Linked DNA regions of Homo sapiens: all the other regions are linked to region 1. A link is a loop called in an ENCODE intact Hi-C map of the cell type or tissue named here. Cell type or tissue: endothelial cell of umbilical vein. All regions are shown on one strand.

The links. Hi-C counts contacts between places; a loop is a spot of excess contacts. Peaks named below come from ENCODE experiments on the same cell type or tissue, not always from the same donor. Only the 100,000 strongest peaks of a DNase experiment are listed, where the experiment ranks them.
Region 2: it touches region 1 in a loop (2.0-fold over the local background); 11 of 110 quality-filtered maps call a loop at or near these places.
Region 3: a loop joins it to region 1, with 2.6 times the contacts of the local background. A loop is called at or near these places in 2 of 110 quality-filtered maps.

Annotation. Positions count from the first base shown.
Region 1 is chr10:77,387,839-77,395,838 of GRCh38, forward strand. All of the region lies in intron 2 of KCNMA1 (potassium calcium-activated channel subfamily M alpha 1), which reads right to left. Among named protein-coding and RNA genes, the nearest start is that of KCNMA1-AS3, 41 kb to the left of the region's middle. In endothelial cell of umbilical vein, a CTCF peak has its summit at 4,213 (motif pointing right); DNase peaks (open chromatin) are centred at 4,233 and 5,163; H3K27ac peaks cover 3,974 bases.
Region 2 is chr10:77,247,977-77,255,976 of GRCh38, forward strand. It overlaps KCNMA1 (potassium calcium-activated channel subfamily M alpha 1), which reads right to left. Exons shown (of 28, transcript NM_001161352.2): 3 at 3,219-3,280. Among named protein-coding and RNA genes, the nearest start is that of KCNMA1-AS3, 99 kb to the right of the region's middle. In endothelial cell of umbilical vein, a CTCF peak has its summit at 3,481 (motif pointing right); a DNase peak (open chromatin) is centred at 3,505; H3K27me3 peaks cover 196 bases.
Region 3 is chr10:77,526,828-77,534,827 of GRCh38, forward strand. The region is part of intron 1 of KCNMA1 (potassium calcium-activated channel subfamily M alpha 1); the gene reads right to left. LOC124902464 (a long non-coding RNA gene) reads right to left here. Exons shown (of 2, transcript XR_007062205.1): 2 at 1-8,000. Among named protein-coding and RNA genes, the nearest start is that of KCNMA1, 110 kb to the right of the region's middle. RefSeq lists enhancers at 4,204-4,705, 4,493-5,692, 4,706-5,205. In endothelial cell of umbilical vein, no CTCF peak of the experiment used is centred here; a DNase peak (open chromatin) is centred at 4,784.

The DNA.
Region 1 (8,000 bases):
AACTCCTGACCTCAAGTGATCCACCTGCCTTGGCCTCCCAAAGTGCTGGGATTACAGACGTGAGCCACTGCACCCAGCCCTCGGAATTCTTTAGAGCAGAGCCATTATGACTGTTTGCTGCTGAACCTTAAATCTTTGGCCAAATATTCTCTGTAGCTGCTACTGATCAATCAGAATGAACCCAGAAGATGAAAGCTGATGAAAGATGATGAAAGTTCACCATTGCTAGACTTGATCTCTTCTAATCCTTAAACACTAGAGCCAGATAAGATTGCATGTCATGTGTAATCTCATTATAGACATCCTTAACTAAGTCCTACCTTGGTTTTCTTTTCTCTTTGGCCTTCTTTCCAAGTCTTAGCAGCCAAGGCTGTGAAATAAGAACTGGTATGAAGGCTCTTCATTCAACTCCACATCTGAAGCTCTGAAAGTGACCTTGTGCACTTTTCTTGAGCCTCTTTACTTTACGTTCCCCCATTCTGCCACAAAGCTCCTGGTGGGGCTGGTGTCTCCTCTACTCTCCTGCTGATTTCATCAAGGTAAAGAATTCTATTCCTTTTCAAATGCTTTGAGATCATGGGATAGAAGACAGCCTGGGGAAGTTCAAAGACGTTTAATCATTAGCCTCAGTTCTTTTGAAAATTATTAAAGAGCCCAGAATTAGAAATTCAGATTTCCTCCAAATCCCTGAGAACAAACAACTCTCTTGTAAATGGCTTAATGTGTCTGTTTAATGTACACAAAATTATCTTTCAGGAAAGTGGATTGTTTTTTATATCATTTTGCATCTCTAAAATATACCACCTATGGCAAAAGGATTGGGATTCAAAGTCTGACAAAATCTACAGCAGAAATAATTAGCACCAGAGGCTGTTTCTGAGAGTTAAATGAAAGAGAAACTGGTTATTTATTTATTTCTTTTCTCTCTATCTGTATCTCTCCATCTCAGCCCCGGGAAGAGGAATTGTATCTCTTGGTGCTAGAAGGGTGGCTTGCTGAATTGCCTTTACAAGGTTTTTTTCTGTAAGACAACAACTGAGCCCCCAACACACAACTCCCTGTGGGCCGCAGTGCTATGGAAACAGCTGCAGTGCTCCAACTCTGGGGAAAACAACCAGATAAACCCACTGGTTTGCAAACTAGGCACAAGGGCAGAGGAATAGTGATGTTTTCTAATTTAGCATCCAGGGAGGCAAGGGGGAGTCTTTGCTTAAATCATGTTAATGAAATTGGAAACACTTGAAATAGCCCATTGAGGGTCTGTTGCCCCTGTTTTTTAAAGTTCATCTAAAAGTTAACCTACAAGGAATTTTCATTTGGGGAATTTCTGCAATGTCAACTCCACTGATCACCCACAGTGTTTAACACCCTTGCTATAAATTTGGGGGCTAGCTTGGCAGCTCCTGCCACCCCCCTGAGTCTGCTACCTTGCTCCAGAAATAAAAAATGACTTTGGCCACAGTAATGTTTCCTCGATCCTCAGCCCCTCCTGGGGGCCTCCGGCAGTCATTATTTTAAATAAACATGCCTTTTATTGTTTTCAGGTACACAGAGATGGAGGCGCTTCTACCTCTGGAGGAGGGATGGACTTTCAGGGGCCCCATGATTTGCAGCAGTTCAGTCAAAAGCAATACAAAGAGCAAAGGATAGGGGCTGTTATCTCACCCAAGAGCTCCTCAAGCAGAGGATACTCAATTGGAAAGGAGGCTCTTCCAGTCAAATTTGGGGCTAGTGGGGTCACCACGTTTGATACCAACTAGGAACAACATCCCCTTAGAGGCTTCCAACTGAGGAAGGTTCCAAAAGAGAGCTCCATGGCTGAAATGATTCAAAAGAAGCCAACTCCTTCTCATTGAGCTGGCCCTTTGGAATATGGCCCCCTCCTCCCACGGCATCCTTCCCCCTGCCCAGTGCCTCAGGCCCATCTACATGCTTCTACCTATAGGCTTTGCTTCTTCTCTAGAAAGGAGCAAAGAAGGAAAAGAATCATTGGAGGTGAGTCAAAAGCAGGCACCGTAACTCACGGGGCCTTGTAAGCCAGGGACACAGTTTCAGATTTTACTTCAAATGGAGGCAAAACCATGGGAGAGCCATGCAGAGACACCCCTTGATGAACTCTGCTTCACGCCAATCACTCTGGCAGCTAAGAAAAGTGCATTCTCTCTCCTTTTGCAGTTCTCCTGGTGCCTAGCACAGGGCCAAGGGCACAGTAGATGTGAGCCTAACACTTGTGGCCTTTGCTGATGAAGGACAGTGAAGGGGATAAGAAAACATAAAGATATTTTGGGCTGCAAGGGAACGAACTACTGAAAAACTACTGCGGCCCCCTCTATTTATGGAGATGCTGAGGCCTTGGAGAGGGAATTGACTTGTCCAAGGTCAACCAGAAAAGTGATAGCAAAGCCAGGGTTAGTATCCAGGTTTCTGCTGATTGCAGCTCCTCAGATAAAAGTAAGTGACTTGCCTCTCTTCTCCCATATCCAGAATTGATCTCAAACACTGTCATGAATCCCCAAGGGCCAGAGAGACACACAGCATAGACCAAGGTGAGTAAACTGTTTTCTCTCTTTCTGATGATCTGAGCTTTTTCCTGGAGAGATCTCAGGTGGCCAAGAAACCAAGTTGCCCACCTCATGGTTCAGAGGAAACAATAACCTCCTGGCAGCTTCCCTGGGAGCCCATGCAGGTGCCTCAGGGATTAAGGAGCTCCTGAAAACAACTCCTTTCCTTTGCAGGAAGTGATTTTCCACCCCTGAGGCATAACACCAGGCAGAGGCTCTATCAGTGCCTGCTGATATAATTAGCTCTGGACAGACTCTCCAACCAAGGCAGACACAACCAGGCCCTTGCTCTAGAAACAAAAAGAATGTTCTGGACCTATCCCAGTACACTTCCAAACCCCACGCCTTCCTGGGCAAGTCGGGGCTCAGAGACCAACAAACCCAACAGACTTCAGCAGCAGCCAGGGAGCTGGCAGCCTCTGTCCCCTGAAATGCCACTTTTTTTTTTGTGATTCAGCCTCTGTTTCAAGCTATTTTTAGTGTAAGCAAAGGCTGCATCTGAGGGAAGGTGGTGTGGGAAAGGGGTCTTTACTTTCTCTCTCCTTTTCAATGAACTGTCCTGTTTCCCTTAGGACAGCCATTTCACCAAAAGCCACAAAACATGTGGGGAGGGAGGATTAAAAAGAAAAATGGGAAAAAGGTCAAAATTCAGCCTGTTTGCTAAAAGTCTGGGAACAGTTCTAGGAAGGTGATAGTTTCTCGATCCTTTGCGTTAACCTGCTGAATCCTGGGCTGCTCCTGCCAGTGGGGAACCAATATGCCCAGTCCATCTACCTTCCGAATTAACCAACCTCCAGTAAACAAGGAAGGCCCAGAAGTTTGCTCTCCCAGGGACGTGGTGCAAACAGGTTTAATGGTCCCCCTTGATGCCCCAGGGAAGGATGTGTGCCCTTGGAGGCTTGTGAACAGAGAAGCAAGCTTCCGCTCACAGAGGACCCTGGCTTCCCACCCTCACCCCGTCTCCATCATGTCAGCACAAGGCCAATTTTACAAACTGAAATTAACTGGATGAGCAAAAAGATAGCCTTGGTGCTTAAGAGGCTTGGGTACATTTAATTGAGTTTCCAAGTGCCCTGATTCCTTAAGAAAGCCAGAGAAGCCACTGTTATGTCCTAGATCCCTCACTACTCAAACAGGAGAGAATAGTTTTTACAATAAAAATTTTAGGGCAAATGGTGGCTTTCTGTTGTTGTCATTTCCCTGAAGTAGGTTTTTTGTTTGTTTGTTTGTTTGTTTGTTTGTTTGTTTTTTTCTGGAAAAAGCCTCACTCTGGACCCAGAGTCTAAAAATGAGGCTTTTAGTGCACCAAATTGGGCTGTTTGGGGCCCGTAGGCACGAGTCAGTCTGCCTCCTCCTAAACATAGCCTCGTAAACTAAACTTGGAAGCATCAGCTTGCGTGTGGTCCCGAGTGTGACTTTCCAAGCATGCACTCCCCTGCAACGACAAAGGCTGATGACTTTGTCATCATCATCTCTATTTTTGAGTCTCCCTGCTAAACAAACTTTCTCGCAGCTGAAATGGAGGCTCTAAGGATATTTTTCTGACAAAAACGGAGTGCTAAGCCATCAGCACCCTCTGAAGGCCTTGGGGGAAAACCTGGGTAAGAAAAGTCTCCCAGCCCAACTCAGTAGCCGCAAATACAGACATTTCATTTCCTGAAATGCCTCCAGGGGGCGCCAGCTTTCATGGGTTGGGAAGGAGGGAGGGAAGGACGGAGGAATGGAATGAGGCGAGGAAGGAAGGGAGGGAGGGAGGAAGGGAGGGAGGGAGGAGGGAGGAGTGGGGGAGGTGGGAGGGGGCAGTGGGGAGGAAGGAAGGAAGGGAGAGAGGGAAAGAAGGAAGGGAGAGAGGGAAGGGAAGGGAGGGAAAGGAAGGGAGGGAAGGGAAGGAAGGTAAGGGAGGCAAGGGAGGGAAGGGAGGGAGGCAGGGAGGGAAACCAACTACTCACATATTTGCCCAGGCCCCTGGGATTCAGCTGCAGAACTGCACAGGATGTGCAATCAGGACTAGAATGTCTGAGCTCCCAGGCCTGTCCAAGGGACTGAGAGATGGGTCACAGGTTCTGACTTATCACTAAACCCTACTTCAGAAACCTTGCCACCCCAAATCATTCTAGAAAATGCAAGCATAACATTTCCACCTTCAACACTTTGGATGACTGCACTTTGCAGCTTTTGCTGAATGAACCAACATATGTCCAGCACATTGAACAGTATCTGACCCCGAGCAGGTGCTCCAGAATGTTTGAAGGAATGGATGAAGGGATGGAGGAATAGCTCAGAGGAGCTGCCTCGCATGTGCAGTAGAATCTGGGTCTTTATCTTCTGGTGACCTCACACGCTTTCCCATCTCCTTTCAATGAATGTGTGGTCACTACCTGTCAAAATGTACATCAAACCCACCTCCCCAAATACTGGTGCAGATGTGCCCTCCGAAACCAGCCTGTCCCTGCCCTGTCAGCCTCGCCCCACCTCCAGGGAGAAGTGGATACGGAGACCACAGTAAGTGCACTTGACCCTTTTTCCTTAAGACTCATCTGTTGTCCTGCCAAGGCATTTCCTGTGACACATGCGCCCACAACGTACAGCTCCAGGGAGAGCCCAGCCCGTTCTCCAGTCCCCAGCCAGCTCAGGGAGGCTATATGAAGTGAGAATTTCCTGGCCAATTTGACAATGGTGAGTCAGGCTGGCATGAGCCAGCTGCAAAGAGGACGCAGCCTGGACAAGCCTGAATTAAGTGTGTGCACAGAGCAAACATCATCATCTGGATGGATCCAAACCAGGGCTTGCCTGGGGCATTCAGAGCCTTTCAGATGGCCCTGCCCAGAGCTGCTCAGCACTCTTGGAAGATGTCTGGGTTTGGGGAGGCTCAAGGGCTGTTCTTCTACCCCTGCCCCAGAAAAGGATTTGTTCTTCACCCCCTGACCCGTCTGTCTCCATACCAGCCCATTTCCTCCATGACATGGTGACCGGGCTCACACACACAATAACAAAAATAATAATAACCATGCTTATCAAGCACTAACCATGTCAGAGGCACTGTTCTAAATATTTTACATGCATTAACTCATTAAGAGGCAGGGACTATTATTGTCCCCATTTTGTAGATGAGGAAACTGAGGTATGAGACAATGAAGCCACTCGCCCAGGGTAAAAGCCAAGCCCCTGAGACAGATGGAGCTGGGAGTCAGGAGTCTGCAGAGGCTGGGCTTCCAACTGCCCAGCCGCACCACACACAGCAGCTCCTTCCCAAGATGGGTGTCCCAGGGAGAGAGGCAATGCAAGAGCTGAAGTGAGTTTTGAGGCTGCTATGGGCTCCACCCATCCTCCTTGTTTGTTCCAATCAAGTGAGAACGAGACACAAGGAGCAAGATGGAGATCAAAAAAGAGTAGGAGCTCTAGTTCAGATCATGATGCACTGACAAAGGGGCAGGGTTTCTCACTCCCAGGCCCCAACAGAGACTGAAGCAAAGCGGACAGAGACAAGACAGGACCGGCAGAAGCAGGCCGGACTGGCTGCTGACTGCACAGAGGCTGCAAGTGCTCTGCTTGCTTACCAGGCCCCCACTGACCTGTGCTACGCTCAGTTCTGTATACTAGGGAACACCAATCAATGTCGGTGGATCACACAGGTGGATGAATGGACATAGATGGATGGGCAGACAGACAATGGGATGGAAGGCCAAAGCAGGCACCCACATGCACCTGGAAACTTCAGAGGAGAGGGAAAACAGCCATGCCAGCACTTGCCATCAGAGCCCTGAGGGCCTGGGAGCCAGAGATGAGTGGCCAGGATCAAGTGGGCTGTCCCTGGACCAGGAGGCTCTTCCTCACTCTGGAGCCAACTGAGGGTTGATTTCTGAAACTCTCCTTCATTTTCACAGCAGCCCTGGGGAGGGCAGAGGAGCCAACACACCAGCTAGTAAAATTAACAGCTGCTCTTTACAGGGCGTGCCGGAGAGCCCAGCACATGGCTCGAGGCCTGCAGACCAGAAGCTGCTGCGAGCTGAGGTGCCTGGCCTGCAGGCCCTGATCAGGGGTCCTCTTGGGGGTAAGGCTTAGACTCTGAGCTGCCAGCAGGGCCTGGGGTGTGGGGGCTGCCGAAGCAGTGGGCAGGTGGATGGAGAAACTCAAGGAATGATGCTGCTACAAAATTCTCAGACATATTCTCCTGACCTTGCGAAGTGGAAATCCATATGTTCACCCCAGCTGGGAATCTGCTATGGAACTTGGGGACCCACCTGGCTCTGGCCTCTCCATCTCTAATGCAGTACTTAGTTGAGCTTGGGGAAGTGAATGTAGACACGTCCCCATGAGAAGGGGACAGATGTTATATCTTATCTATTACCTATGCCATAGGTAACTTATGGAGCAAGTCCTGTAGGCCACTTGAAGAGGAATATTGACAGGCATACAGGGAGTGGCAATTGTTTCTTTACAGGGACAGATGGTAATTATTTTAGGCTGGTGGGTGTTTTGGACTCCGGATACTACTCAACTCTGCCTTTGTAGCTTCTTACAGAAGCAGCCACAGACGATACGTAAATGAGTGAGCATGGCTGTATTCCAATGCAACTTTGTTTATGGACGCTGAAATTTGAATTTCATATAGCTTTCACATGTCACAAAATACACTTATTTTGATTTTTAAAAAATAACCATTTAGGCCAGGTATGGTGGCTCACATCTGTAATCCCAGCACTTTGGGAGGTCAAGGTGAGAGGATTGCCTGGGCCCAGGGGTTCAAGACCAACCTGGGCAACACAGTAGAACCCCATCAGTACAAAAAATTTAAGAAAACATAGCATGTCATGGTGGCCTGCACCTGTAATCCCAGCTATCAGGGAGGCTGAGGCAGAAGGATCGCTTGAACCCAGGAGTTTGAGGTTGCAGGGAGCTATGATTGCACCAATGCACTCCAGCCTGAGCAATAGAGTGAAACCTTGTCTCTGAAAAAAAAATAAAAAAATGTAAAAACCATCCTTAGCTTATGAACCACACAAAAGAGGCAATGAGCCAGACTGTCCCACAGGCTATAACTAACTGATCCCTGGGCTAATTAAATGTTTCCCAAAGTGAGTGCTATGTGATGCCCACAGGTATTACATGGGGAAAGGATTCCACAGGGAAATGAAAATGGAAAATGCTGGGCAAAACAGAGCCTTTCCGCTTTCTGACTGCAGGACTTCTGTAAGTATTTATATGCTGATATGCATTGGCAATCTCGAGGAGGGGGATGAGAAATGAAGTCTATCCAAGTTCCCAGGGAACCATTTTTATCCGGGAACAATTCGTGGGTCTAGTGTTCTATGGAACCTAATTAAAGCCATGAGGATAAAGTCTAACCAACTGTCAGCAACAGCACTATGAAATGCGATCCTGCTGCTCTTTGAATATTTCTAGTAACAGGCAGCTCACTACCTGTCGGGGGAGACTGCT
Region 2 (8,000 bases), 140 kb before region 1:
TAAGATCAGACCCAAAGAAAACGCCCTATGCTGGGATCTGTCTTTGCCTAATGGCCAAAAATGAAAGGTGTGCAGCTGTCTTTGGAAGTGACTTATCCATCACCTCTGGATAGTAAAAAGAGCTTTAAAAGGTTAAAAAGATCATAAACCACCAATGATGACCTTTCTCTGAGCTGTATTGCTAATGGACAGAAGTAAAATAACTACCTAGCCTGCTTGTCCACTTGCACAACTGGAGCTGGCCTGCCTCGAGACATAGCTGGTCCAGCAGACCTAGGGAGCCTGTTTTATACATTAATCGGCATTCCTTGCACTTTTCAAAGGGCTGGGTGCAGAGAGCCTGGAATCTCAAACTTGTGCTACAGGATAGTCCTCAGCATTCTGGAGGGGAGGGGCAGCTCTGGCTAAAATTCACTGAGACAAGCCATTTCACGCATGTCTGTTGGTTTAGATTCACTTGTGGGAAAGCCTATAGACTGTCCCCTGATTCATTTATTTGAAGGGTGTAAATACTAGCTACAATTCATCTGGAGAATTCTGGGTGCTTTTTTTCCAGGGTGATGATTTAGTATAACTTCCACGAGAAGTTTAAAGCTGTCTTTCCAAAATACCCAGATGGCCAGCCAAACCATGAATGTGTAAAACTGGTAACAGTTTTGAATGAAAGACATGGATTTTAAGAATGTACATTCTACTTTCTCACTTTCTTTCCATTTGCATCTTATATGTGGATAGAACTTCATTTTTTTTTCTCATTCACTAAGCTCGATTATAATTTTTTAATAGGTTTCACTGTGTTTTATTCCTGGAAATCTATGGACTTACCATAGAGATGGCTTTAGAGATTCTACACTAATTCTCTCCCAAACTAAAACTGAGCTTGCTTGCCGTCTTTCCCAAGGAAGATGGAAAACTCCCTTGTGCTGAATCCACTGATTGGGCCTGCCACCGGACAGAATCTTCGGATATGCTCTCAGAACAAAATGAAGTCATGAAAATGAAAAGTTTCTATATAAATAACCAGAAGGTCTTCTTATAAACAAAGCCTTGCTATGCCAAATCACACAGTTTAGCAACAGAGAAGAAAGGCTAAAGCTGGGATGAGGCTACGACAGTCCTCAGGCAGAATGGGAATAGCCTTGTTTCTAACCTTATGGGCATTTTTGCCAGGAAAAGGTGAGGACAGGACTGAAGTTCCATCCTTGGGATAGACTATTTGCAAGTTCATAAAAGAAACCAGAATCAGAGAGGACTCCCAGTGCCATCTTCGCCAAGGCCTAGAAGGATCACAATTAAAGCCAAAGGACATTGAGATGGTGTAGGACATTAGGGGAAGAGGGTGCATTGGGGAATTTCATTCCTTTTCATCTTCTCACACGGAAACAGAGAACACCAGGATCTACAGAACAAAAGACTGCCTCATAGTAGACTGTAAAAAAAGACACAATCCAAATCCATCTAAAGAGCATTTTATTTCTGAGAAATACAGAGGGACAAAAGGTTAAAAAAATAAAAAAAATAAAAAAACGAAAAGGGAAGGAAGGTGCTGGCTGAGGCATCTGGACTTCTAACCCATCAACACACTCACCTCCACATTAGGGTTTTCTTTCTCTGGGACATACAAGCTTCAAGCCCAAACCTCTTTCCTGAGTCTCAGCATGGAAGTTGGCAGGGTCTGCACCCCACGACATGTAAGAACACCCCTGGAGAGAGATTGGAGAAATAAGACCAGGGGCTTTAGAGGATCTTCAGTTCAATACAAATAGGATCCAGAATCATTAACAGTAAATATTTAAAAGGGGGCTTACCTTCAATGACATGCCAATGGGAGTCTTCCAAACTTAAACAAGCTCTTCTCTTTCTTGGCTCGGGAGAGCTGATGGAGGGAGCATGTGGAATCTTGTCTCCTGACAGCGTTTAAAGGACTCTCCATCTGAGATGGGTGAGGGCAGCCCAGCCTCGCATGTGGGGTGGGCTGAAGGACCTCTGATAGGCTTAAACTTGGCTGATTCCCAGAGACAGGTTATTAAAGGAGATATTTGCTTTGTTTTCCCTGACTGACATTTTGGCCTCTCCACCCAAATGCACAAAATCCTTGGCCGGTGACCAGATGGCTCTGAGAAATTCTGAGTTTAGCTGTGCATGAAATTACCACCATCCCAAGCCACAGGAAAGGAGCACTAAGCTCAGAATTCAGGCACACCAGAGTCTGAGCCAACAGGCACACCAAGCAGGTTTCCTAGTATCAAAGTCTAGTAGCCAACCATGCCAGGGATAGAGTTTAAAGTTCAAAACACTCACACAGTGGACAATAAAGGCAACAAGCTCAAGGCCATTGTCACCAGAGTTGCCAAGTTCACGCCACAACAGAAAATGAGTTAGACTCCAGCTTGTTTCCCAGATGCCATCAACTTCATGATTTGCAATAGTATAGTTGGAACAAATTATTTCCTCAGGGTTGGCACCTGCAGGAATCAGGGCAGAACTGGCTGCAACATTGCAGTTCTAGTCTGTGCCCTCTTCATCCTTCTGCAAGGTCTTTATCATCTGTCACCCAGGCTCACTCTGGAGCACCAGTCCATTCGGCTGGCACCCAAGGAGTCTGCATGAGTGTCCACTCTAGAAGTCCTCAAATGGCCAGGGCCTCCACCTCTGGGGGTCATGATGAACTCCTCCATCCATCTCCTTACCTTCACAAGTCAAGAAGCACCAGCGTGCAATGCTTCAGCTGAATACCCGATTGGCAGGTGAAAGGATAGCATCATGCTTTCTAATCTGACCTCCAGTAAGATCAAAGCATTGGAAACCCAATTGAGAAAAGGATCCTACAACCATAGCAAGAATGGCTCAGACCCTCATCTGTGGGAAACTGTCACCCTCCCAGAAGTTGCAAATTCCCATCAAGTCATCTTAACTACTTGACATCTTCAGTGCAAATACATCATTAGGAAACAGCTCTTTAAAAATAAGTAATACCCAGCAAGAAGACTTGACCTCATATACCTCACCCTCCTATGCCAGCAGACTCAAAATAGCCTTCCTTCTGAGAACTTTCTTTCCCATTTAGAAAATCAGTACAGTACAGCACTAGCTTCCTCCAAAATCTTCTGCACTCAGAAGGTCTTGCAAAGGTTGGTGTCAAGGTAAATAAATGGATCAATGTAAAGGCTCATGATTGTTTATGAAACGAGGGCAAGAAAGTATATTTGAATACTCACTTTGATGAATCTATGAAGTATATTACAAGTGCACCGATGCTGAGAGCAAAGACTAAGACAACCTGTAAAAGAAGAGGAGAATGCCATCACTTAAGAGTTGGACCTCAGGATGTTTGGGTTTTTTGACACATACCGAAGCAGCTTTGAAATACGGTGCCCATTGCCCTTGGGGACCTGCTTGGAAATCTCACCCTCATCCCCAGCCCCCCATTACTGCTTCAGGTTTGGCTCTTCATACAGCAATGGGCAGCAACCTCGCTCCTTGCCAATAGGGGTCAGGGTAGCCTTTTATGTCTCAGGGCACTGGGTTTTTATCTGACCCTGTTATCTCGAAGTCCAGCTTCTCTGCAATTGTAGTTGATAAACTTCAGTGGGAAAAAAGCAGGTGAAAATTTAGGGTGATACAATTTTTAATATTATATGTAGTCTAGGATCTGCAGGAACTCCAATAGAGGAATATCAACTTTAACAGCTTCATTGAGGCATAATTTACATACCACAATATTCACCCATTTAAAAAGTACAATTCATCAATGACTTTAGTAAATCTACTAAGTTATGCAATCATCACTGTAATCCAGTTTCAGAACATTTTCATCATCCCAGTAAGATCCCTCATGCCTGTTAAATCAATCCCCTTTCCCATTTCCAAGCCCCAGACCACACTAATCTACTTTCTGTCACTACATAAGAGATACCAATTTGAAGATCACAAATTTGCTCGTACAAATGTCCGTGTGTGTATGTGTGGACATACATAAAGATATATTCACTGCATGTATGATCTATATGATTAGAACACTTCTGAAATATTTAGGAAAGTAGTTCCAGTTCAGGAAGTCAATTAGGCAATCCATTAGGCCAGTTATGTGACAATCCTTGTCCTACTTTACACTCTTCACTCAAAATTAATCTCCATGGATGGAAGACAGTTTTGGCATCTCCTTCAGTGGATACCTGTCATGCTAAGGTCCATAGAATGAATATGTAGCAGATTAGGCTGACACTGACACTTCTGTCCTCAGTACACATTCTACTTTCTTTAATCTTTCACAGAGGAGACTATTAATGCAAATAAAGGATAGTCAGAAATAAAGAAGATGCTTTCAGCCAACAATTAAGCCTGAGAATAAAAAGTAAGCACCACCATTACACACAATGCCTGGCTGCTAGGTCAACCTTTCCAGGTATGCTAATACCCTGAAGAGACTGCAGGCTGAAGGGCATTGGAAGTCAGTCTCCTCAGTGTCCATCTATTGACATCTCTCAGGCCTTGGCTGGTGGGTAGAGAGGAATCCCAATTTATGTAAAGACTAAGCATGATCAAGCTTTGTGTGTGTGTGTGTGTGTGTGTGTGTGTGTGCGGGCACGTGTGCCTGTGTATGTATGAGAGACAGAATCTCTCTCTTTTACACCCACCCACACACACACACACTCCTGTATTTTTTATGTGTGCCAAAGTGGCTGACAGAAAATGAAATCTGCATGAGATACTCATTTAAAGCATTGCAAAACTGCATGGAGCTCCTGGGGCAGAATGGTGGCTTGCACAGCCCAGAAAATGACCATTAAAAACAATTGGACACTGTAAAAGGAATATGCAGTTTCATAGCAACTGATAAAATCTCCATATAAAGGGAGGTGCTAAAACAATACACCACTGAGGTTTATTTCATTCTGCCATTTAAAAAAAAAAACAACTAAAACATGCTCCAATTGAATGCTGCAGTCTATCAGTAATTATCACCCGCCCAGCACTAATCCCTCTTAGCTGCCTCACCTCAACCCCTCCCATCACACATATTCATTCATATGTTCCTTTCAAAGGTACACACAAAAACAAGCAAACAAAAACATGAGCAGGCCTTCGCTTTTTCCTCTATTATCTAAAGGAGGCAGCAAAACAAAAAGCTTAAGATTAATTTTGATCTGTGCTGCTATTTCTGAGGCATAAGCAGTTAGATCCTGGCCCTGACCTCATTCTCAAAAAGCTGCAAAGAGAAGGGGTGTGGCCAGAACCCAGGAGAAGGGCCTCTTCTCCATTCATAAACAGCTGATTTAAGACTAATCCCTGTCCATTTGGCTCCCTGTGTGTGTATCTGTGAATGCTGAGCATCTGTCAGAGCTGGCTATATAGGCCTATGCCACCCAAAGCCACTGTTGCAGAAAAGGACTGGAAAGAAGCCCTTGCAAATGGCATCTACATCATTCTGTAAGGAACTCAAAATCTAAGACCCCTGCAATGGCAATGATTTCGCAGCATCCAGATGGCCAATGTAGCTGATCCTAATTTGCTCCAGCTGCCTCCACTTGGAGTCAGTGATGGGGACTAATGCATTCCTTATTTAAGCAAATCAGCCAGTGACAGGAGGAGGCCAGGAATCCTGCTACCCTCTGAAGATGAAAACTCAAATATCAGCATCTCTCTGATAGGGTAAGAGAGGGAAGAAATCCAGGAGGGAAATAACCTCCACAGCTCCCTGGCCCTGAAGACTCTGTTGAATGGACATGCATTTGGGTCCACGTATTCAGCTGGAAGGCCTCCTCTCAATGAGATACAGGATAGGCAAACTGCCCCATGATGTACGATGAAATGCTCCCTGGGGAGATGATCTGCCTCTCAGTATTAAGGTAACTGTGCACGTAGTCTTGAAACTTGCTAAATGCCTCTTTATCGTGTCAGGCTTGATCACATTGTCAGCCCAGATCCAGGTGCTGCAGAAAACACATCAATACTTTGGATGTGGCCATGAAAATAGAATCCCCATCAGAGACTTGTCTTCTCTAGGCCCCTAGCAAAGCCACCTTAGAAGTGTCAGTTTAGTCTCTCTCTTTCTCTATCTCTCTAACAAATCCCCATTGTCTGAGAACTCTAAGTTTGAAAACACAAAATGATTACATTTTAGTCTGCATGGTAATGGTATTATTATAGAGCACCCCAAATAGTCACCTAAGTATTTAACATATCCTATACATAAGGCCCAAGAAAAACAGAAGATGGGAGGCCACTTGGAGTCATGAAATATACTCTTTTTTTTTTTTTTTTAGACAGATCCTCGTTCTGTCGCCCAGGCTGGAGTGCAGTGGCGCGATCTCAGTTCACTGCAACCTCTGCCTCCCAGGTTCAAGCAATTATCTTGCCTCAGCCTCCCAAGTAGCTGGGACTACAGGTGCCTGCCACCATACCCGGCTAATTTTTTGTATTTTTAGTAGAGAGGGGGTTTCACCATGTTGGCCAGGCTGGTCTCAAACTCCTGACCTCAAGTGAACCACCTGGCTCAGCCTCCCCAAGTGTTGGGATTACAGGCATGAGCCACTGCACCTGGCAAAATATACTCTTTTTTATAGAGTCATTCTTCTGTAGATTAATCCCATGCTATTATGCAATTAGTGATAAATCATATAGTACAGGTTTAGCCAATATAAAATGAACTATTGCCTAGATGGATCATTAGTAACTGGGTAAAGATAGAAAAAGTAGGGCCCTTATCTCAATATCCTCTCCTTTCCCAAAATGTCCTTCCTTTCTACATAGTACCACTACTCTAATATCTCTTCACGAAGGGCTGAGGCCATTGGGAATCCTTTTGCAAGCTTCTATAGTTTCAGGGACAAGGAGGACAGAAGCCCAAGGGACATGGTAAAATGAGGCCAAGGAAAGCACAGTACCCCAGAAAGCAAAGCATCCCTGCCCTACAGCAGCTGAGTCATAGAATAAGACAATAACCAAGCATGTAACAAAGCATTGTCCCACACAAGGGCTTGGGGGCAGCAGTGTGATACACAGATAATTTGAGCATTGCCTCTTAGGGCACTTCTGCTAGCTTGCTTGAGAGCCTGTCCTGGTTGCTAAACTTGCCATAGTCTGAGCTCAACAAATTACCTCAGCCATCTTGGACAGTATGAATTGTCACCTTCTCAGATTTACTGAAAACACCCATATACTGTGTGGAGATATTGAGTACTCGGTGTGCCAGATTCCTAAAAACAAAAGCAATTTGATAAATGTCATTGGAACAATGGTGTTTGAGTCATCTATTTTCAAAACTCCAAGATCAAACAAGACATGTGTTTGCACAAAAGAATGCCAGGAACACACATACACGGTGTATTTTTTTTTAAGGGCAGGGTGCAGTGGCTCATGCCTGTAATCCCAGCACTTTGGGAGGCCATGACAGGTGGATCACTTGAGGCCAGGAGTTCTAGACCAGCCTGTCCAACACAGTGAAACCCTGGCTCTACCAAAAAATGCAAAAATTAGCAGTTGTGGTGGTGCACACCTGTAGTCCCAGCTACTTGGGAAGTTGAAACAGGAGAATCACTTGAACCCTGGAGGCAGAGGTTGCAGTGAGCCAAGAGTATGCCACTACACTCCAGCCTGGACAACGAAGTGAGACTCTGTCTCCAAAAAAAGCAAAATAAAAAAATATAAAAGTGGGCTGGGCATGGTGGCTCACACCTGTAATCCCAGCACTTTGGGAGGCCGAGGTGGGGGGATCACGAGGTCAGGAGTTCGAGACCAGCCTGGCCAATATGGTGAAACCCTGTCTCTACTAAAAATATAAAAAGTTAGCCAGGCATGGTGGCGCTCACCTGTATTCCCAGCTACTCAGGAGGATGAGGCAGAAGAATCTCTTGAACTTGGGAGGCAGAGGTTGCAGTTAGCCGAGATGGTGCCATTGCACTCCAGCCTGGGCAACAGAGTGAGACTCCATCTCAAAAAAAAAAAAAAAAAAATCTGTCCCTAACACCTGATGCAAAGAAGGAGCCTGGTGCAAAATG
Region 3 (8,000 bases), 140 kb after region 1:
CTCTCTCTCTCTTCCCCCTCTCCAACTTCCCATCCTCCCTCTCCATATCTCCCCCTCTCTAATTCACCAAGGTAACAAAAGAAACAATAATTAAGTCAATGAGCATGCTCGCATGTGCAACAAAAAATACCTCTCTTATTACATTGCCATTTCCTTTTCAAATCCTTTGGGGGCATTGTGTACAAATATAGTAAACAGCATTAGAGGGAAATAATGCCGACACATACTTCTGGGAGCTCGTCATGTCCCTTTAAGACAAGGCCCACTGTTCAGTTCCATTCTAGGCCACAGCTCGGGTTTCAAGCCCAAGGTCCCCTTACTGCCTCATGCAGTATTAATATGGCCCTGGCATACTCCCAAATTTACATTATGAACCATAATCTGGGCCAGCTCCCACAGGACGAACTGGCTTGGGGCTCCCCTCTTCATTTCCCCAGAGGGCCTTCTCCCCATCCATAGCCAGGCCACCCCCTTCCCCAGGGATCCCCCACTTTCAGCCTCAGCCAGGGGAACACACAAGTGCTTTTCAACAAGTAGTTAATTCCCTAGCATGGAGTATCATCTGTGGGGGCTGCTTACACAATGGCAGAGGAATTGCGCTGTCCTGCAGGCAGTCACAGGGGGAGAGGGGAAGAAGGCACTCTCAGACATTAGAGCCAGAGCCAACTCAGGGTCACTTCTGTGGCAGGCCTGAAAGCACCACCAGGATGTCCAGGCCAGGAGGTCCCATGGGCATACCCAGATCTGCTGAAGGAGGCCTCTCTGTCTCTTCTCTGTGTCTCTTCCTCTCTCTCTCCCCAGTTATAACCAGAAGGCAGGTGCAATTTCTAGAAGAGCCCATAAACCATTTCCATTTATTAAAAGAGAAAGAAAGAGAGAGAGCGAGAGAGAGGTGAGGCTGGTGGGGAGTGAGGAGGAGGCACAAGGAAGGAGTGCAGAGGGGAGGCAAGGCAAGGAAAGAACACAGGGTGGAGGGTGGCTGAGTGGGCCCTGGTGCAGCCCTCATCCCCAGGGGCTGGCTCGGGCTCCATGCTGTGCGCACAGCCTCCAACCACCATCAGGAGGCTACAGGCTCCATCCAGGATGTTGTCTATGGGACTCCTGTCTCTGAGGCACCATGGGGTGTGTTGGGGAGAGACTGCACTCTGGACAGCCTGTCTGGGTTCAATTCCCAGACCCTCTACTCACAAGCTGTGTGACCTTGGGTATGATGCTTAACCACTCTGTGCCTGCATCTCCTCATCTGAAAACCAGGACCAAGAAGAGTGCCCACCACCTGGGGTTGCTTGTGAGGATGGAAAACAGGACCTGGCACAAGGTGTCTAGCCCATGCCTCAGAGCTTGCACCCAACAGAGCAAGTAACAAGGTCAAGGCAACAACAGAGGGTGGACCTGAAACACATCCTCAAGAATCCAGCAATTTCCTCAATAAGTTAAACACAGCATTACCATAGGATCTAGCAATCCCATTCCTAGGCATATACCCCAAATCAAACACAGGCCTGGCACAGTGGTTCATGCCTGTAATCCCAGTACTTTGGGAGGCCGAGGCAGGCAGATCACCTGAGGTCAGGAGTTTGAGACCAGCCTGGCCAACATGGTGAAACCCTGTCTCTACTAAAAATACAAAAAATTAGCCGGGTGTGATGGCGGATACCTGTAATCCCAGCAACTCGGGAGGCTGAGGCAGGAGAATCGCTTGAACCAGGAGGCAGAGGTTGCAGTGAGCTGAGATTGTGTCACTGCACTCCAGCCTGGGTGACAGAGTGAGAGCCCATCTCAAAAAAAAAAAAAAAGAAAAGAAAAGATACCAACAAAAGCTCGTACACAAGTGTTCATAGCAGCACTATTCACAATAGCCAAAGGCGGAAACAACACAGATGTCCATCAACTGATGTATGAATAAGAAAAATGTGGTGTGGCCATGCACAGAACTAAAGGAACGGAGTACTGCTGCATGCCACAACACAGGTGAACCTCAAGAACATTATGCTAAGTGGAAGAAGCCGGACACAAAAGGCCACATATCCTATCATTCTACTCATAGGAAATATCCAAATAGGCCTCAAGAAGCAGCAAGCAGATCACAGGTTCTCAGGCTGGATGGAGGAGAGAACGGCAGTGACTCCCCATTGGTCCAGGGTTTCCATCTGCAGTGCTGGACGGTTCTGGAAGTAAGTAGCACAGATGGTTGAACAGAATTCTGGTTGTATACTTAAAATCTCACAATGGTCAATTTTATAGTGTGTATATTTTACCATAATAATAAAAAAAAAGAATTCAGAAAGGGCACAGCACTCAGACTCTTCTCCCCTGAGTCCTCTCACGTGGTGAAGAGCCAGGCAAAAGGGTTGAGGGCATTGTTGTTATGCACTAAGTTCCCCCACTGTGTTCCTGCCCTCCCCTCTTTTTCCCCCTGCACCACTCTGCCTGTGGTTTCCCAGCTCACCTCTGGGCCTTTCCTGTGCTATTCCCTCTGCCAGGAGTGCAGCCCCTGCCACCCCAGCACCCTCCCACCTCAGCCAGCCTAGCTCCTCTCAGCCCTTCAAACCCAGCTCAGCCCCTGCCTGCTGTAGAAGGCTTTCCCTTGTTAAGATCTCCTCCTCAGGGCTCCCACCTCACTCCCCGGCACCTACCCTTTGTCAAAGCACCATGTTCTGTGCATGCTAGACAGAGCTCCCCACCTCAGCTGTAAGCTTCTTCCATGCAAGGGCCAGATCTAATTTACTCTTATACCCTTAGAGCCGAGCACAGAGAAATTATATAAATAACAAATGAGTTAAAACTACAGACTATTATCTAGAAGTCATGAGATAGGAAAGAAAAATTAGTTATGAAGAAGGGACTCTCAATTCCTAGATAACTTAACCCCATTCTCACCCCTGATCCCAGAACCTCTCCAGGGAAAAGAATGAGGACACCCCAAGCAGAGAGTGACCAGGCCAACCAAGAGCCCCCACGTGGGCCTTTGTCAGGAAAGTCAGGGGCTGAAGAACCATGACATCCTAATCCCAGTTTGGAGTGGACAGCCTGGCCTTGGATTCAGTCTCCGCTACTTTCTTCAAGGGAGCCAAGTACTAGGCTCTCCCCACCTCTTACCTCATTCAAACCTGCAGAGGTAAAAGCCACCTTATAGAGGAGGAAATTGAGACTCCGGGAGGTCAGGCGCATGCCCCGACAACAAAGCTAATAATGTTCAACACCACAGGCATCTGAGGCCAAAACTTGTGACTTTTAAATTCGTTTCCTCTTCCTCCAGCAGTGTCTACATGGTTGCCTCCTCAATCTTCTAACTAACACGAGAAGGCCAGAGACACAGGCAATGCTAAAGGACAGATCCTTGTGGTGCTGGACTAACCCACCGAATGCAGCTGGGTCCTGTTCCAAAAACTCACTTCAAACAATGATGCTATTGACCAGGATAGACAGAGGGACAAGGAAAGAGAGATCCTTGGGGAAAGACACAAAATGATTCATCTCAGCCACTGTGCTCAACTACTTGTGTGGCTTTGAGTAAGTCCAGGTCTCTCTGGGGCTTTTTAATTTTTCCCTTTTGTAAAAAAATTGTCTAAGTCTAACATAAAATGCAGTAAATCATCTCCAAAGTCTCTTCTAGCTCTTAGGTTCTAACACTATTACAACTAACAGCTTCCCCAGAAGGATCTAGAAAAAGTGGCCATCTTGTCCACATTCACTTAGTGCAAGTCACGCCTAGAGCAGACAGCGTTGCCTGTGAGGGTGATGCAGTGCACAAAGCTAAGTCACCATCACCTTTTCTCTGGGAGCTTCTTATACCAATGCCCCAAACATTCCTTGTACCAGGACAGACACAAAGAGAAAGATGCATTTATTCTGCTCCCACCACATGTTCTATAGGAGACCTGTAGTGTAGGTCTCAGTAGTACTCCAAATTCTGTCATTCTCTCCCATCTTCCTGATTTCTGCCCCGCCTGCCTGCCTGCACTAATATTCAGTGCATATTATCCTTGAAATCAACTTGAAATTGTCTCGATTTTTTCAAATTAGCATTGTCCTGGGCAATAATATCTGTGAAATCACGAGCTCTGATGTACTAGTTCTATTTTTCCACAAGTGTATTCAAATACACAACTATAATAAGAAATTCGTCTGTGTCCCTCCTCAAAGCATCTTGCATCCCACCAGCATTGAGGTGTGGCAAAACACAGCAGTAGCTCACTTAGTCTCCACCAGCAAACCTCTTAGGCCAAACAAAGCTGTTTCCTACCATTTTAGAAAAACCGAGACTTGGGGAAGCAAGCGTTCAAGGTGACGCAGCCAGAAAGCACCACGCGGGGCTTCAAACTTGGGTGTGCCTGATTCTAAGTCCCAAGTCTTTGCCGCTCTTGTAAGCATCCAGCTTGTCTACAGCAGATGGGGGTGAATGAAAGTCAAGAGATTGTAAATAATGCCAATGACCTTTATCACCTATTCTACTTAATCCTGTCCTAAGAACTTGACAGCAAGATTTTCCACGATAATCTGAAATGAGAGTAATTCATCTATGCATAAACAAAGCTGACAGCCAGCATACTGAAATGGACAGAAGGAGAGCACTGTATGAGTCCAGACCAGTTAGCTCCCTGGGCAGGTGCCCCTCACCCACGCCAGCAAGGTCAAGGTTTATTCCCACTCCAGGCAACGCTGGGTTCAAGCTGTCCCAGTTCAGAGGCTGTACCACCGACCCTGCCAGCGCTCCTGCAAATGCACAGCTTAGTCACAAGGGACTCCGGCTGTGCATGTGCGTGACTCAGCACACATCCCTCAGCCCTCCAAGGAAAACAATGACAAGAGCACATGGGATCAGCAGTGTCATCCGTGAACACAGAAACACCCGGCCCTTCATGCATAAACCCACCAAAGAAAAGGGCTTCCAACCTAGCCTGGAAAATTCAAGAACTGGAAGGGCTGGTGCTCAAAGTCATCTGGTCTGACCCCTCACAAGACAGCAAGGAAAAACCAGAGCCAAGAAAGAGGCAACAAGGGACTTGCCCACGGGCACTCAGCTGTGTCAGTCCAGGGCTAAAAGGAAGTGCCCCTACAGCTTCCTGCAGAGTCAGCAGCCCCAGGCACAGTACTTCTCTCTGCCCACGTGGCACTGAGGAAATTGCCAATTACAGAGCTATGCCCTAAATTCAGGAATCAATAAAGTGTAAGTGGAGAGCCCAGTTACCCATATGAATTCAACAACAACAAAGAAAAATGAAGAGGAAAACTACCCAGCTCATTATCTCTCTGAAGTGTTTTCCAGTAACAACTCAATACGAATCAGAAATAATCTCCTACGAGAAGCAGCAACTGGGGGGAAAATGCACTGAACTGTGCTTGGAGAAAGAAGGGGCTGGCCATGCATTCCAGCACGATGAGAATCCCCCCGTGTGTCACGCAATATGCCAACTGCAGGAGGATCCCCCAAGCAGGCGTGTGCTAACACGTCATTTGACTCCAACACGAGATGACTTTGAGTTCCCAATGATGTGCGCAAAAGGGACAGATTCTCCCCGCCAGTACAGTGGGCTCTCTGGACCTTCTGACCAAGCCAGGAAGGGAAGAGGTTGGCAGCAGATGAGGGACTGACCAGCGAATGAAAACACAGCGATGCCAGATGCAAAGGACACTCCTTGGGTGGGAAGGAGGTAGGGTTGGTTTATTTTTTCCCAGACTTTTTCACTCATTTAAGCCTGGAGAATACCTCCCTCCAAATTTTATCCAAGAACCAGCCAATGGCCAAACCCCACTCAAAAGAGAAAACATGAACACTAAAATATTCCATGTACTGAATATTTTTAAAGCAAAGTTAGGATTTTCTAGGTTTGTTTCCATGGGGGAAGAGGGTGGTAATTAAATGATTTACAGAAGAATTTTACAACCTCTTCATTTTACAGATAAAGCAAGCAAGACATAAAGAAGCAAATGGTTTTTTCAAAGTAACCCTGATAGTCAATAGCAGAACCAAAACCAGAATGCAAGTGAAAAAATCCAGATTTGCCAAAACCTTCCTATTGGCTCTATGAGAGACTAACTTCTGAGTCCGGGCTATCCTGATGATACTGACAGGGTCCCCAAAAGCTATCATGCCTCTCTGAGTATGTTCTCTTGGCAACCTGAAATCACTCTCTTCCTTAGCTCCTCTACCATCTGTAATTAATTATTCTATAACTTTTATTGAAGACTTTCTCCCCTGCAATAGTAGAAGCTCTACTATTATGCTGGGAACATAATAAATGTTTGAAAATATTTGTAGAGTGAATGCATATGTATTTCTGACATATGAACACTCGTGCATTCAACAAACCAGGGCTGACCATCCAGGGCATGACAGTGCTTTCATCCCTCAGTGTTGCTAACATGCCCAGTGTTGAGACACCCCAACAAGGTCATACTACACATGCAGGGGATTCAACAAGGTCAGACACAACCAGAGCCCCAAGGAGCAGAGTCTACTGGGCAGACTAGCCAACACACAGAAGCGGCTGCATGACACAGGAGAAAGGGCACCCGTGAAGCTGGAGCTCCGGGTCTAGTTTCCCTTCCCTAGTCAATGATTACATGACTTAGGACAAATCATTTAACTTCTCTAGAACTTGTCTGCTTCATTTGCAAACACAAGCCAAACAAGAGGAAGGCAGGCATCCCGGGAGGAGGAACAGTAAATGTTGGAAGTAAAAGCCCTAAGGATCCTAATCTCCTTGAGTACAGGGACCAGTCTTTCTTCCCGCATCCCACCACTCTTCCCCAGATTTGTGTGCCAGGCTCTGCCCCTCCCCCACCTCCATCACTGCCCGGCAAGAGTCACCAAACTCTGACAGCATTATTCTTCCAGCCACTGACCTCCAAATATCCCTCTGATAAAATCAAATCCTAACAAAGGAGGATGAACTCCCCCTGCTTAGGCTTTGTGGGAGAGAACTGCCTGTTGCTCATTGGTAACTCAGGGCAGAAATATCAGAAGGATGAACTGTGGGGAGGCTATAAATGTGTGACTGTTCCTTACCACCTCATGGCCACCTGTACTGTCTCTATAGAGCCAAAGCTCTAAAAGGTACTCATTTGTCTTAGCTCCATGCCTGAATGTTCTACTCCTGATTACAGAGGGAGAACCCTTCCCTCTCTTGCTCCATCTATGCCAAAGCTGGCCCACTATGCTGCTTGGTGCTGGCCTCTAGGCCAGCAGCCCCTGCCAAGGGCACACTTGAGCCAGGCAGCCAGGTAACTCCAGGCCAGGCTTCCCCCTCAGGGCGTTACCAGGCTCCTCCCCAGCTTCTCCCTAGCCTGGCAAACATCCAGCCCTATGCTCATCCCAGAAACCTAAAGATAAAATCATTAGGAAAACTTCTAGCTCAGAGATGATTATTGCTATGTTATTTATAATAGCCAAACAGCAGAAACAGCCTAAATATCCTACACTAGAGAAATTATGGTGCAGCCATACCAAGTAGAATGTAGTCATAAAAAGGGTTTACATAGGAGATGTTTGTTATAGTAACTGGGAGGCAGAAGGCAGCATACAAAATTGGCAGAGGGTACAGTCAGAGCTAAAGAAGTTGAAATAATTTAAAAAATTGGTACAAGCAGGCTTAAAGAAAATGCATCAAACGATAACCAACTGGTGTCCTAGGAAGAAACTAGATACGAGGTCCTTTCTCTATCCACGTTTATGTGTATTTATTATAGCGAAGCATAAACATTACCACTGAAAAGCATCTCATTTTTCCTGAAGGAACCTAATATACTCAGGAAGATCAGGGATTTGGGCATCAAAAGTTCTGGGTTCAAGGTCCAGGTCTATCTATACAATAGGCACAAAAATACAGGTAGATGGAAGGAATAAGATCTAGTGTTCAGTAGCACAACAGAACGACTACAGTTAATAATAATTTACTCTACATTTCAAAATAGCTAAAAGAAAATATTTGAGATGTTCCCAAAACAAAGAAGTGACAAACGTTTGATCAATGTTCTTTCTGTTTCCAGCCTACAAT